2 separate regions of the Homo sapiens genome follow, and region 1 is linked to region 2. Evidence: chromatin contacts called from ENCODE Hi-C or POLR2A ChIA-PET data. All regions are on one chromosome and are shown on one strand. The core of a region is the stretch at or near the end of the contact, and the rest is flanking DNA. Distances in the headings are between cores, read along the strand shown.

The links. Hi-C counts contacts between places; a loop is a spot of excess contacts on that map. ChIA-PET counts read pairs that join two places held with the same protein, here RNA polymerase II (POLR2A). Pooled maps may share reads with other maps.
Region 1: a pooled map shows a loop between it and region 2 (10-fold over the local background). The contact joins two enhancer-like sites. A Hi-C loop is called at or near these places in 1 of 37 single-sample maps with no recorded cell type and 3 of 50 pooled maps. POLR2A ChIA-PET finds 5 or more read pairs at or near these places in 1 of 52 experiments (B cell).

What each region holds. Positions count from the first base shown.
Region 1 is chr6:158,287,873-158,295,558 of GRCh38, reverse strand. It overlaps a transcript of TULP4 not described here. Among named protein-coding and RNA genes, the nearest start is that of TULP4, 21 kb to the left of the region's middle. RefSeq lists a silencer at 4,595-4,644. Within about 2 kb of position 5,323, at least 7 of the 41 ENCODE cell types and tissues checked have a DNase peak (open chromatin) inside an H3K27ac peak, as active enhancers do.
Region 2 is chr6:159,033,457-159,040,479 of GRCh38, reverse strand. It overlaps TAGAP (T cell activation RhoGTPase activating protein), which reads left to right. Exons shown (of 10, transcript NM_054114.5): 8 at 1,171-1,366; 9 at 2,252-2,366; 10 at 3,356-5,999. The coding sequence ends at 4,653. All of the region lies in intron 3 of TAGAP-AS1 (TAGAP antisense RNA 1), which reads right to left. Among named protein-coding and RNA genes, the nearest start is that of TAGAP, 8.0 kb to the left of the region's middle. RefSeq lists silencers at 497-697, 1,357-1,557 and enhancers at 1,184-1,233, 1,244-1,343. Within about 2 kb of position 1,955, at least 2 of the 41 ENCODE cell types and tissues checked have a DNase peak (open chromatin) inside an H3K27ac peak, as active enhancers do.

The sequences.
Region 1 (7,686 bases), core at 4,074-6,573, 750 kb after region 2:
TTATTCTTTATTACATATATACACTTTATAACATATGCTTCTGTATGTATATCTCACAACAAGTAAGTTTTGTTTTTTTTTTAATTTGAGAATTTTTTAACTTGAGAAACTTGATATAAACAGGTTTAACAAGCTGTGAACTACATTAGGCATCAGACCTGGGGGACTTTTAGAAAAATTAGTAAGGAAGTTTTTTTTAAATTATTGTATCCAACCATAAGGGGTACTCTCCCAATCTAGAAAATTCCAATAAAGCATAAAGATGCTATTTTAGTTCTCAAGCTAAGGTGTCTACAAAGAAAATGCACATTAACAGTAATGAATGGATATAAAACTTCAGAACAAAGTTCTATTTCTTCTAAAGGATAACAATGTAAGACAGTGCTTAAACAGAAAAGTAGATTTGGAAAAAAATATACACGTGTCAGATGAACACAAAACAAGACAAAAATATACAGTAGAAAATTTTCAATAAAATATGCAAACACCCTAATGTTTCAGCTTTTGACTACAGGTTTGCTTGGAGGTTGAGGAAAAGAAAGAGAGGAAGCCAGGCAAGGTGGCTCATGCCTGTAATCCCAGCACTTTGGGAGGCCAAGACAGGCAGATCACTTGAGCCCAGGACCTGGGCAACATAGCAAAACCCAGTCTCTACAAAAATTAGCCAGGCATGCTGGCATATGACTGTAGTCCCGGCTACTCAGGAGACTGAGGTAGGAGGATGGCTTGAGCTTGGGAGGTGGAGGTTTCAGTAAGCTGAGATCACGCCACTGTGCTCCAGGCCTGGGAAACAGGAGCCAGACCCTGTCTCAAAAAAAGAAGAAGAAGAAGAAAGAAGAAAAAAGAGGAAGAAGGAAGAGGAAGAAAGGAGGAGGAAGAGAAGGAAGTAGAGGAGGAGGAGGAGAATTTCCTGTTTAATGATTTGAATCAAACACATCCCAGTTTCTCCTCCTGGGAGGCTGACTCTGCTACCTTAGGGACCCATGGAGGATGTGGACACAGGACGTCCTCACAGCTCTACTACCTAGGAACAGGGATCCTGTGCTTTCTGTCCCTTTTCCTCCTCTCCACACCCAGGCCTCCCTTCGTTGCCCTTCTGTCCACAGATGGAAGCAGGTCCTGAACTCTGCATTTCTTTTTAAATAAAGTAACTATGACAACCTGCTTTATTTATTTTTTTTTTTATTTTTTTTTTTGAGATGGAGTCTTGCTCTGTCGCCCAGGCTGGAGTGCAGTGGCACGGTCTCGGCTCATTGCAATCTCTGCCTCCCAGGTTCATGCGATTCTCCTGCCTCAGCCTCCCAAATAGCTGGACTACAGGTGCCCACCACCACGCCCAGCTAATGTTTGTATTTTTAGTAGAGAAAGGGTTTCACCATGTTGTCCAGGCTGGTTGCAAACTCTTGACCTCAGGTGATCCACCCGCCTCGGTCTTCCAAAGTGCTGGGATTACAGGAGTGAACCACTGCGCCTGGCCCGATGACCTGCTTCTAATTAGAATCACTCCTTTCCTTTCAGAATTTTCCAGAACCTACAAATATTCACTGAGCATGAGGTAGTTTTGTTTCCTAATTAGTTTTAATGGCTGCCCCGAGGCTGGTTCAAATTTGCACTCAGAGCCTGCCTTTGAAGGCTGGAATACTCTCAGTAGCCACTCGTTATGTGGCTATTGACAAACGCAGGGAAACACATACATCCAGAAGAAACTAACATCCCTGCAAAGGTAATGGGATTTAACAATGATTTTATATATTTATTGTGTTATCATTTTCTACCTCTAATTCTCAAAACGTGCTAGTGAGATAAATAATGTATGACTAGGATTATTCAAAAGATGTGTTTCTACAACTGTGGTAGTCTCAAATCATTTTCCCATTGACTTGCATTGTAACTTACAGAGGTGGAGTCTATAGAATTCTGTCTTATTCAGAACACAACCATCTCTTTCAGGTGTGGCACACAGAAGCACTGAGCACATAAGCAGACTCATATAGCAAGGGTCTTTCTGCCTGTGGTAGAGGTAATTTTTTATTTAATTAATTATCCCTACCTAAATCATATACTCATAAACAGAGGCTATGTTTTACTCCAATTTTTATGCTACCTGCAATTCCCACCAGTACCCCTGCACTGAATTAAGTGTTCAATAAGGTACTGAGCATGGCACATTGCCTCAGTTTAGGGAAGTGGGAAACAATAAACATGAACTGAATGAGTTTCTGTGTGTGAACCCCAGGTCAACACCAGCCACTTGGAAGCCCAAGGCTGTGGGCATTTCAGCCCTGTGAGCAAAAGCCACAAGGGCCACAGGTCCACTGCCAAGTTCAGAGAATCACAAAGAGGTGTATTTTCAAGGAAAGCTACTCCCTATTTACTTTATATGGCTGATTTCAATAGCCGATTCTGAGAATATGAACATGTAATTATCTGTACAGAGAGAGGAGGGAATGGAGCTTGCAGACAAACTGCTTGATTAGTAGTTTAAAAGAAAGTGGAAGTTAGCTACTTCTTAGAGTGAATCTACACCTGATACTCAGATATTAAAATACTGTGGTACCATATTGGGGCTCACCAGTATCAAAAGTCAGGTGCCTTCATTAAAAAGGGGGGCATTTTATTTATCAAAGCAACGAAGTCTGAAAGAAATAATAGCCTGTGTCACATGTCACACAGGGTACACAGAAATGAGAGAGTACTTTGGTGATATAATTCAAAAAGACTTAAAATGCTGCAAAACCTTTTGATTCATCAATTCCACTTCTGGAAGTTTATCGTAAGGAAATAATCTTACACTGTGCAAAGACTTGGCTATAAGGATTTCTTATAGCGTTTGTATAAGGGAAAAATATGAGATAATCAGTATGTCCAAACAGGGTATTGGTTGAATAAACGTTGATAAAGACATAAAACAGAATACTATAAAACCACTAATAATTATATGGTAGAAGACTACAAAACAACATGAAAAGACGTTCTCAGGAAGTAAAAAGTAAAATTACATGTTACACTTCCACAATGCTCTGAAAGGGCCTCTGCACACTACTAGATCTTGAGTAAATTACAACAAATGTAATTTTTAATTGCTGGACTTGCAGGAAAGTATAGAAAATCTCTATGGAAGGCACATACACATAAACATAAGGGAAAGCCAGGGTCATCTGACAGGGGACACAAGAGCGGATACAAAACAAGCACTGGAATCGGAATTAGGGTGACCAATAGTCACAGTTTACCCAGAACTGTCCCAGTGTTAGCAATGAAAGTCCCACATCCCAGGAAACCCCTCAGTCCTGGACTAACCAGACAGTTGGTCATTCTATCAGATATCGAGACTTTGGTCCAACCTCTAGGTACAGAGGCTGAACCTGAGTCACACACATTCAGCAGGACTCACAGGCTAAAGTGTCCCACAATTCTAACATCCTTGTATATCAGAGCAAATACAAATCTTAGCTGCATGCAAACTGTCCCAATTTAGGAAATAAGGATTCCCCCAGATAAGGTTCAACCAAAAATCTGTTTACAATTAAAAATTACTAAACACACAAAATAAGTCACCATGAGTTCTCAGTACAAACAACAAATTTAGATCCCCAAATCTTCAGAAACTGAAATAAACAGAACTTTAAATAATTAGGTTTGAAATGTTTAAAGGAATTAGAAAGCAAAACACTATCTAAAATGCCAGAAAGAACCAAATCTTTTAGAAATGAAAAACCTATTCCTTCAATAAAATGCAGTCTACAATTAAGACATCAGCTAAAAAAGGAATTAATGAACTCAATCTAATAGCTCAAGAAATTACCCAATTTTTTTATAGCACAGAGACACAAGGAGATAGAAATATAAGAGATCAAGAGAAATGAAAGATAGATTAAAAAAGGACAAATCTAATTAAAATTCTAAAGGGACAGAACAGAGAAAATGGAAAAGAAATATCTGAAGACATAACAACTGAGAATTTGCCAAAACTGATAAAAAAAAATGCACAGACACAAGAAGCAGCACAATATATGCCACGCAGGAGAAATAAAGAAGAAATCCACACCTGGGCACACTTTAGTAAAAGTGCACAATAAAAACACCAAGAGAAGAGTTCAGAAGTAGCCAAAAGGAAAAGACAGGTGCTTACAAAAGAATGACAATTAGATGACAGAGACATCTCAACAGCGGCACTGGCTGCCAAAATCAATGAAATAGTATCTTCAAAGCACTCAAAGAAAACACAATTATATTCCCAGAAAGATTGTCTTTTAAGAATTAGAGTGAAATAAGAAGACCATTTCAAAAGAATAACAGCTGAAATTTAAGGCCAACTGACCTCGCAATATAACATCTAAACAATATTCTTCAGGTAGAAGGAAAATGTCTCAGAAGGAAGGTCTAAGAAACAACGAAAAAAGAAATTGTTAAATATGTAGGTAAAATTAAACAATGTCTGTTCAAAACAGAACAATAAAGCAGAAACAGCAGACTCATATTAATACACAGTACTTATCAACTTCTAGGTATAGCTCTTAATGCTTTATAGGTACTATATTTCTCATTGAAAAGCCTTAGCCTTATGAGAAAGATCCTTTTGTTGTCCACATTTTATAGGTGAGGAAATTGAGGCACAGGCAGGTTAAATGCTTGCCCGACACTATCCGGTAGGCAGCAGAGCTGGGTGTCACACCAGGCTGCCGGTTTCAGTTTCTAGTTTATGTGCTTAACCACTAGACTGTGTCTATGACAAATGTGGGGGGGAAGGTAGAAAACTAAAAAATAAAAAAAAGACAATTTGATCAAACAAGGATGACCAGAGCCAAAAGTACTCTAAGGCCTTTATATTGTTTTAGAAGGATAGTTAAAATACTCAACCTTATACTTAATTATCTTAGGTAAGCATGGTAAAATTTAAAGGGCAATCACTAAAAAACTAGAAATAAAGTATAAAACTTCTAAATCACTGGAGGGGTAAAAACAGAAGGGAGGTGGGAGCAGGGGAGACCAAAATCAATCCCCTAGAAAGAGAAAAACAATACAAAAGGAAAAATAAATGAAAATGTACAAAGCTTCTGCACAGCAAAGGAAACAATCAACGAAGTAGACATAATCCACAGAATGGGAGAAAACATTTGCAAAATTATTCATCCAACAAAGGATTAACAACTAGAATATATAAGGAACTCAACAGCAAAAGACATTCTGATTTGAAAATGGGCAAAGGATCTGAAAAGACATTTCTCAAAAGGAGACAACAAATGGAGAGCAGGTACATGAAAAAGTGCTCCACATCACTATCATCAGGGAAATGCAAATCAAAACCACAAGCAGATGTCTTCTCACCCCAGTTAAAATGGCTATTACTAAAAGAGTCAGAAAATAACAAATGCTGATGTGGATGCTTGAGCCCAGGAGATCGAGATCAGCCAGGGCAACACAGTGGGACCCCGTTTCTACAAAAAATTTTAAAATTAGCCAGCATGGTGGCATGCGCCTATGGTCCCAGCTACACAAGAGACTGAGGTGGGAGGATGGCTTAAGTCTAGGAGGTGGGGGCTGCAGTGAGCCATTAATCACGCCACTACACTCCAGTGACAGGGTGAGACCCTGTCTCAAAACAAAACAAAACACTTCTTGGCTATAGCAAAGGTGGTATTTTGAAAGAAAATTCATTGCCTTAAATGCTTATGTTAGTCTGGGCATGGTGGATTACATGTGCAATCCCAACACTTTAGGAGGCCAGGGTGGGAGGACTGCTTGAACCTAGGAGTTCAAGACCATCCTGGGCAACACAGTGAGACCCCGTCTCTACAAAAAATTAAAAAATCAGCCAGGCATGGTGGCACATGCCTGTGGTCCCAGCTTCTCAGAAGGCTGAAGTAGGAGGATCACTTGAGCCCAGGAGGTCAAGGCTGAAGTAAGCCATGATTGCACCACCGTACTCCAGCCTGGACCACAAAATGAGACGCTGTCTCAAAAAACAAAACAAAACAAAACAACAACAACAACTTATGTTATAAAAGAAGAAACTGTTATAAAATGTTATAAAACTTATGTTAGAAAAGAAAACATGTTATAAATTAAGGGGCTAAACATTCAACTTAAAGAAGTTAGAAAAGTACAGCATAAACCAAAAGAGAGTAAAGGAAGAAGATAGTAAAAACAGAAATTAAATAAATAAAAAGAAAAAAAAATTAGACAAGCTAAACAAAGCCAAACACTGATTCTTTGCAAAATGTAATCAAAGACACAAAGCTCTGGCAAGATAGATAAAGACAGAGCAGCACAAATAAATACTGACAATGAAAAGAGGGCTACAACTAACTACAGACACCATGAAACTTAAGATAAAATAATACCATGAACAACTTAATGTTATAAAATTAGATAACATATGAAATGAGTAAATTCCTAAGAAACACAATTTAACAAAACTACCTCAAGAAGAAAGACAGTCTAAATTGTTCTATAACCACTAAAGAAAATGAATCTGTAGTTTAAAATCATCCCACAAAGAAATCAGGCCATATAGTTTACAAACGAGTTCTACCAAACATTCAGGAATAGCCTACAGCAGTATTACACAAACTCAATCAGAATATTTAAAAAGTGATAATAGCCACAACTAGTTCTAAGAGGTTATTAGAAAATCTGTTTGTCTACTAATTAGAAATATAATCTATTAGATATAATTCATCATACTAAAAGAGTAAAGAGCAGGGAAAAAGATTATTGCAATACAAGCAAAAAAGTATCCTAAAATTCAACACTCATGGCTGGGCGCGGTGGCTCACGCCTGTAATCCCAGCACTTTGGGAGGTCGAGGAGGGTGGATCACGAGGTCAGGAGATCGAGACCATCCTGGCTAACACGGTGAAACCCCGTCTCTACTAAAAATACAAAAAATTAGCTGGGCGTGGTGGCGGGTGCCTGTAGTCCCAGCTACTCCGGAGTCTGAGGCAGGAGAATGGCGTGAACCCGGGAGGCGGAGCTTGCAGTGAGCCGAGATCACGCCACTGCACTCCGGCCTGGGCGACAGAGTGAGACTCCTTCTTAAAAAAAAAAAATTCAACACTCATTTTTTTTTTAGATTCCAAATTAGGAAGAGAATTTCCTTTTTCTGATAAAGGATATTTACCTACAATCTATAGCAAACATCATATTTAAGAATTAAGATAAAGATGTCTGTATCATGCTGTGCTAGAAATCCCAGACAAAGTAGAAAGATGAGAACCCTACTACCACACAGTACTGGAGGTCCGAGCTACCACAGAAGACAACAAAAATCAATATAAGGTATAGGAAGATTGGAAAGAAAGAAAACAAACCACCTAGGCTGAAATCCCAAACAAACTGGACATGCAAATTATTAAAGGTGATTTCATAAATGTTATGTCATTTAAGACAGCCATATAAAAGGAATCATTATTCCCATTTTCTCTATGAGGAAATAGAGGCTCAGAAAGGTTTTGAGCAACTTGCCTGAAGTTGAAGTCCCCCCAGCATATTAAGTGCTGAAGCCAGAATTCAAACCAATTGATAATTTCAGTGCTCTTCACCGTAGACCACATGACCTCCCCTCAGTTAATATTCACCCGTTTTGCCAGTGGGCTAAAGGACAGCTGCAATAGTATCATTTGCCACTTTAAAAACAGTCACTTGGTCACATTCACTGGCTAAGAACACCCTCCTCAGCCTGGC
Region 2 (7,023 bases), core at 706-3,205:
AATCCCAAGAGGTAGGGAAGTCTGAAAATGTAAGATGTTCAAAAAGGTATGAGATAAAATCAGACCTGAGAACTTTAACACAGGCTCACCAGCAAAGTGTAGAAATTCGGGATTATCTTTAAGCTACACTGACTGGTGTCATGCAAGGCAACAGTTCTCCCATAAAACATCCCTCAGGATGCAGCCAGACAGTGTGGTGGGGGGCAGTTGTTTTGTTCATAAAACTTCACAGCATATTTCATCTTCTTATAATTAACCCAAATGAAAACTATATAATAACACATTCCAGTGAGAGTAAAAATAATAACATATGCAATGGAAAGTGTGATCTGTTAGTGACTAGAGAATTCTAAAACCCAAGCTTTGAAATGTCAGCATGGTTGTCACATCCTATGAAAGTTTATCTAAATGTTATAATTGTCCCACATGGCTAAATACTTTCAATGACATATGTATAGAATTGAAGACATTAAAATGTCTGTCCCAAAATGAAAATTCTAAGATTATCACAATGAGTTTCTACCTAGACATAAGGCATTTTTATAACAATTCCTTCTTCTGAGAAATGAAAATAATCACCATTTCGTTTTTGAAAAAGTGAGACTTTAAGAAGTCTAATTTCTTATCATTAGAAACAATGTTGCGATTTAAGTGCCGCCTTATATGAACATGCCCTTAGAAACTGATTTAGTCTTCATAAAGCTTTCTCAGAATGTTGTAAAAATGTGTCATCTTCGTTTGGTAATTATAGTTTTGTTTCCGTCTTTGTTTTAAGGCAAGAAAACCAGTCTAGTCGTGTTAGAAACAGAAAGAAATTCTACATGACTAAATGATTACTCAACAAAACTATTTTCTAAACATAAAGGCAAACTATGGTGTTTAATGCAGATTGGCTTCATAATTTAAGCTCTGTATAAATAATAAAGGGCTGTGTTATTGGTGTCCCAATTACAAAGGCCAGTTTCTTAGCTCCTCAAGACCTTGTGGTTAACCAGTCTCACTCTGTGTCAGTTGCCACTGGAAGTGTCTGAATGAGCATTTCACAATATTACTTGTGAAAATGCACCTTCCTCATTTTAAAGGAAGTCTGGTTTCGGCAGAAACTCTCAGCTTGCTACACTGAAGACCATTAGCCTTTTTGAAAACTAACATCCCTTCACTTTATTCCAGGGTTGCAGATAAGCTCCCCCGGCCCAACCTCCTGCTACTCAAGCACTTGGTCTATGTGCTGCACCTCATCAGCAAGAACTCTGAGGTGAACAGGATGGACTCCAGCAATCTGGCCATCTGCATTGGACCCAACATGCTCACCCTGGAGAATGACCAGAGCCTGTCATTTGAAGCCCAGAAGGACCTGAACAACAAGGTTTGTTCTGCTTACTGATGAGAAATCCCCAACTTATGATCTCACCATCTGTTTGCCAAGTCCAGGCAATAAAATGCTTCAGAATGTCTCCAACTGACTCAGAATCACAGTGAAAATATAAAATGCAAAATGCTTTTGTCATAGTTCCACTCTCTCAGATACATGTATCTAATGAAACTGAATAAATCCGTGTCTTCTGTCATCTGTGAGACAGATGAGTGCTGCGAGTATTTACATCACTCTCTCCCGATATAAAAAAGCCCTTTTGTTTTTGTGTTTTGTACACCACAGTCTATCAGTCTATCAATCTGGGACACTACTTACTTAAATGAAAATTTTATTAATACTTTAAATTTTTTTAAGTTCTTAAATTTAAAATGCATGTCTCAAAACACCAAGGAGTATCTAACTTTAATGTATGTGATTGTTGGCATGGTGGCTCACGTCTGAAATCTCAGCACTTTGGGAGGCCGAGGCAGGCGAATTGCCTGAGCTCAGGAGTTTGAGACCAGCCTGGGCAACATGACAAAACCCCGTCTCCACTAAAAATAGAAAAAATTAGCCAGGCGTGGTGGCGGGCGCCCGTAGTCCCAGCTGCTCGGAAGGCTGAGGCGGGAGAATCGCTTGAGCCCGGGAGGCAGAGGTTGCAGTGAGCTGAGATCAGGCTACTGCACTCCAGCCTGGTGACAGAGTGAAAGCCTGTCTCAAAAAAAAAAAAAAGTATCTGATTGTTACCAAATTTCTGTATGCTCTTTTCAGACACATAAAGATCTCAGATTCTCATTTTGGCACCTGACTCCAGTGTCCCCATTCTTCCTCACCTCCAAAAAAAAAAAAAAAAAAAAAAAGTCTTCAAGCTGACAAATTGCTTACTTTTCCTCACAGGTGAAGACACTGGTGGAATTCCTCATTGATAACTGCTTTGAAATATTTGGGGAGAACATTCCAGTGCATTCCAGTATCACTTCTGATGACTCCCTGGAGCACACTGACAGTTCAGGTATGGAATGTGCTATCATTTGATTACGATTGTAGGGAAAAGTTCATGCCAGTCTGCCAGTCATGTAAAGCATCTCTGATATTTGAGGCAGAAGTTACCTTCACAAATCACCGAGTCAGACTAGACTCCAGTCCATTAGGAAGTCATTAAACATGAAAACCCTGCTCCGGGCTTTTCCTGCAGCGCCTCCTCAGACCACAGATAGTCTTTCCCCCTTCCCAGTGTACATCGCAAATCACTGCTGATTTCACTAAGCTACCTTTAGCTCTGGAGTTGGAGTGAGAAACTTTTGTTTCCACTTCATGGGATATGACTCCATCACAATGAAAATGGGTCCAGTAAAAGGAGCAGTTTTAAAAATTAAGGTCAATACATTTTCAGTGAAATGCTGTTCTCTCTTTTCTTATTCTCTCCTCTCTTTCTCTCCTTCCTCCCTCCTTTACTCATTTCCTTTCCCTATTTTTCTTCTGATCTCAAAATAAATTCAGAAAGAAATAAACTTTTCATGTGGTACATTTCTTGTCATATCAAGCCCCTAAGTAGTTCTGCTAATAAATCACCTAGTGCCCTGATTGGTATGAGCAGGGCGAACTGTAGCAAAGTTCATTTCTAAAAGAACCTAAATGGCCGTGTGTGGTGGCTCACGCCTATAATCCCAGCACTTTGGGAGGCCAAGGCAGGCAGATTACCTGAGATCAGGAGTTCAAAAACAGCCTAGCCAACATGGTGAAACCCCGTCTCTACTAAAAATAGAAAAAATAGCCAGGCATGGTGGCGGGCACCTGTAATCCCAGCTACTGAGGCTGAGGAAGGAGAATCACTTGAACCCGGGAGGTAGAGGTTGCAGTGAGCCGAGATCACATCACTGCACTCCAGCCTGGGCAACAAACCGAGACTCCATCTCAAAAAATGAAAATAAAAAATACAAATAAAAATAAATAAATAAATAAACCCAAACAAATGTTCAACTGCTGCTTGACTTCCCCCAGATGTGTCGACCCTGCAGAATGACTCAGCCTACGACAGCAACGACCCTGATGTGGAATCCAACAGCAGCAGTGGCATCAGCTCTCCCAGCAGGCAGCCCCAGGTGCCCATGGCCACAGCTGCTGGCTTGGATAGCGCGGGCCCACAGGATGCCCGAGAGGTCAGCCCAGAGCCCATTGTGAGCACCGTGGCCAGGCTGAAAAGCTCCCTCGCACAGCCCGATAGGAGATACTCAGAGCCCAGCATGCCATCCTCCCAGGAGTGCCTCGAGAGCCGGGTGACAAACCAAACACTAACAAAGAGTGAAGGGGACTTCCCCGTGCCCCGGGTAGGCTCTCGTTTGGAAAGTGAGGAGGCTGAAGACCCATTTCCAGAGGAGGTCTTCCCTGCAGTGCAAGGCAAAACCAAGAGGCCGGTGGACCTGAAGATCAAGAACTTGGCCCCGGGTTCGGTGCTCCCGCGGGCACTGGTTCTCAAAGCCTTCTCCAGCAGCTCGCTGGACGCGTCCTCTGACAGCTCGCCCGTGGCTTCTCCTTCCAGTCCCAAAAGAAATTTCTTCAGCAGACATCAGTCTTTCACCACAAAGACAGAGAAAGGCAAGCCCAGCCGAGAAATTAAAAAGCACTCCATGTCTTTCACCTTTGCCCCTCACAAAAAAGTGCTGACCAAAAACCTCAGCGCGGGCTCTGGGAAATCGCAAGACTTTACCAGGGACCACGTCCCGAGGGGTGTCAGAAAGGAAAGCCAGCTTGCCGGCCGAATCGTGCAGGAAAATGGGTGTGAAACCCACAACCAAACAGCCCGCGGCTTCTGCCTGAGACCCCACGCCCTCTCGGTGGATGATGTGTTCCAGGGAGCTGACTGGGAGAGGCCTGGAAGCCCACCCTCTTATGAAGAGGCCATGCAGGGCCCGGCAGCCAGACTAGTGGCCTCCGAGAGCCAGACCGTGGGGAGCATGACGGTGGGGAGCATGAGGGCGAGGATGCTGGAGGCGCACTGCCTCCTACCCCCTCTTCCACCTGCTCACCACGTAGAGGACTCAAGACACAGGGGCAGCAAAGAGCCACTCCCTGGCCACGGACTCTCTCCCCTGCCTGAGCGATGGAAACAGAGCAGAACTGTCCATGCTTCTGGGGACTCTCTGGGGCACGTGTCTGGCCCAGGGAGACCTGAGCTCCTCCCGCTGAGGACCGTCTCCGAGTCCGTGCAGAGGAATAAGCGGGACTGTCTCGTGCGACGATGTAGCCAGCCGGTCTTTGAGGCTGACCAATTCCAATATGCCAAAGAATCGTATATTTAGGAGGGAGGCCATACGCCATGCCATAGCTTGTGCTATCTGTAAATATGAGACTTGTAAAGAACTGCCTGTAGATTGTTTTTAAAAGGTCTTGAATAAGCTCCTTGAGAAAGTTGTGGAAAGCCCTCCTCAGTGAGGATAGCTACACCATGGCCATGGCGCATCAGATAGTCTCTGTGTACCTGGATTTGTGCAATATGTAAAAATGTATCAAATGTATTATAGATAAGGTGTTAGGTGCAAAGGATGTCTAATAATCCCTGCACACGTTTTGAACTTGCAGTGAAGTACACTGCTGTTCCTTGCTTCCTGGGGCACTTTTCTCTTGGTTAGTGTTTAAAAATTATCTTCGCTTTTTTAATGTGGCCTCAAATGTCATGCCAATTTTCACATCTTCCACAAACTCCATTTAGGGAGAAATGTTTAAATCTCTGGTATAAGTTTACTCCATACCAGAGTAAACTATATATTACTCTATATAAGCAGTCTTGCAATAACTAATCACCACCATAGAAGAAAGAAACAGACTGCAAGGAACAGAGTTGAGTGTCTGGAGTCATCAAAGGCATTAAAAACTCCAGTAAAAGCTGGGGCCGTAGCAAAAATCATGAAAAACACTTCAACGTGTCCTTTCAATCATCCAATTAAATGTGGGTAGATTAATGAAAATGTATTACATCAATATTAACTCATCTATAGCACTTTGAGTATCTTTGTAGTTCATGATATCCTATCCTATAATGTGGAGGTAAATGATTTTATATGCATTGGGGGTCATATATAAAACTTCAATGTAATTTCACTACAATAAATTGCCTTCCTTATTTGAAAGTAAAAATGTTCTTTTTTTATTGACATGTTAACTCCTTTCCCTCAATTAATAGAAATCCACTAAGAAAATCATTCACATATTGGTTCACTCAACAAGCATTTATTAAATATATATTCACTATTCTAGACTAATAGCAAGACCGGGGATCTTGTTTAGGAAGAAGCAGTCCCTGTTCTCCAGAATTTGCAAAACCATTAAAAAAGCACCTACTTTAAGCCATTTTTTTTCAGCAAGGAGTCATTCTGCCAGAAAAATGTAGTACACAAATACAGGATAATATAACAAATGTAAAATTTCTCATTTCTAGTGAATTAAACTTTCCAGTAATTTTACATCTCACCTCATTCTTATGATGCTCAGTTTGCTTAATTATTGGCAAACATAATGGTAAAATGTTTGTACTGTATTAGAGCTTTACTGTTCGATTATTAAGATATTTATCCAGTATCTTAGAGATGCTGGACTTCAATTTTCCTTATTTTATCTTTTTAAAATAAAATATCATGCATGCTTCTGATTTGTTATAGAAATATTTTGTGTTGAGTCTTTTCGGAGATGATTTATCAATAATGGGCAAAGTTAATAATGTTGTAAAATAGACTGCTCAAGGCAGCATACTCAGACCTAATATTAAAAATACTTTATTGATGGGCCAGGTGTGGTGGCTCACACCTGTAATCCCAGCACTTTGGGAGGCCGAGGTGGGCAGATCATTTGAGATTGGGAGTCTGAGACCAGCCTGGCCAACATGGTGAAACCCCATCTCTACTAAAAATACAAAACATAGCTAGGTGTGGTGATGGGTGCCTGTAGTCCCAGCTACTTGGGAGGCTGAGGCAGGAGAATCACTTGAATCTGGAAGGCAGAGGTTGCAGTGAGCTGAGATCGTGCCACTGTACTCTAGCCAGGGTGACAGAGTGAGACTCAGTCTCAAAAAATTAAAATAATAAATAAATAAAATAAATAATAAAACTTTATTAAGCCCCAATAATATATAAATTTCATGGGGCAGAGCTTACCTGACTGCTAACTTAAGAAAAGCAGTCCTTTTCCAGAGTTGGTCACTAATAGCAATAGTTACAATTTTAGCATCTACCACGTGCCAGGCACTGTGCTAAGTATTTCAGTACCGAAAAAAAAAATCCTCTGCCTCTAATAATAGCCACTTCTTATTGAGAATCAGAGGATTCCCATCAATAGACCACTAAGACTACAAACCAGGAAGTTACAAATGTATTCCCACTTTACCATTCACCTGATCTCCGTGTGACCCTACTCAGGTCACGAAAACCCGACTCAGGTCACGAAAACCCTACCCAAATTTCCTTATTTTAAAAAAGTGGAATGAAACTGGAAGTCCTCTACACAAATGAATAGCACATTTTGCTGACGAACGTTTAGGAGCTCCCTGCCCAAGCAAATGTCATTGTTAGTCTTTGAACAGTGCAGACAGCAACAGTTGACTATTTCAAATATTGCACAGTGTGGTAGCCCCACTCCTATCTATGGAGTCCATCTGCCTTTCAAACAGGTTTTCCCAA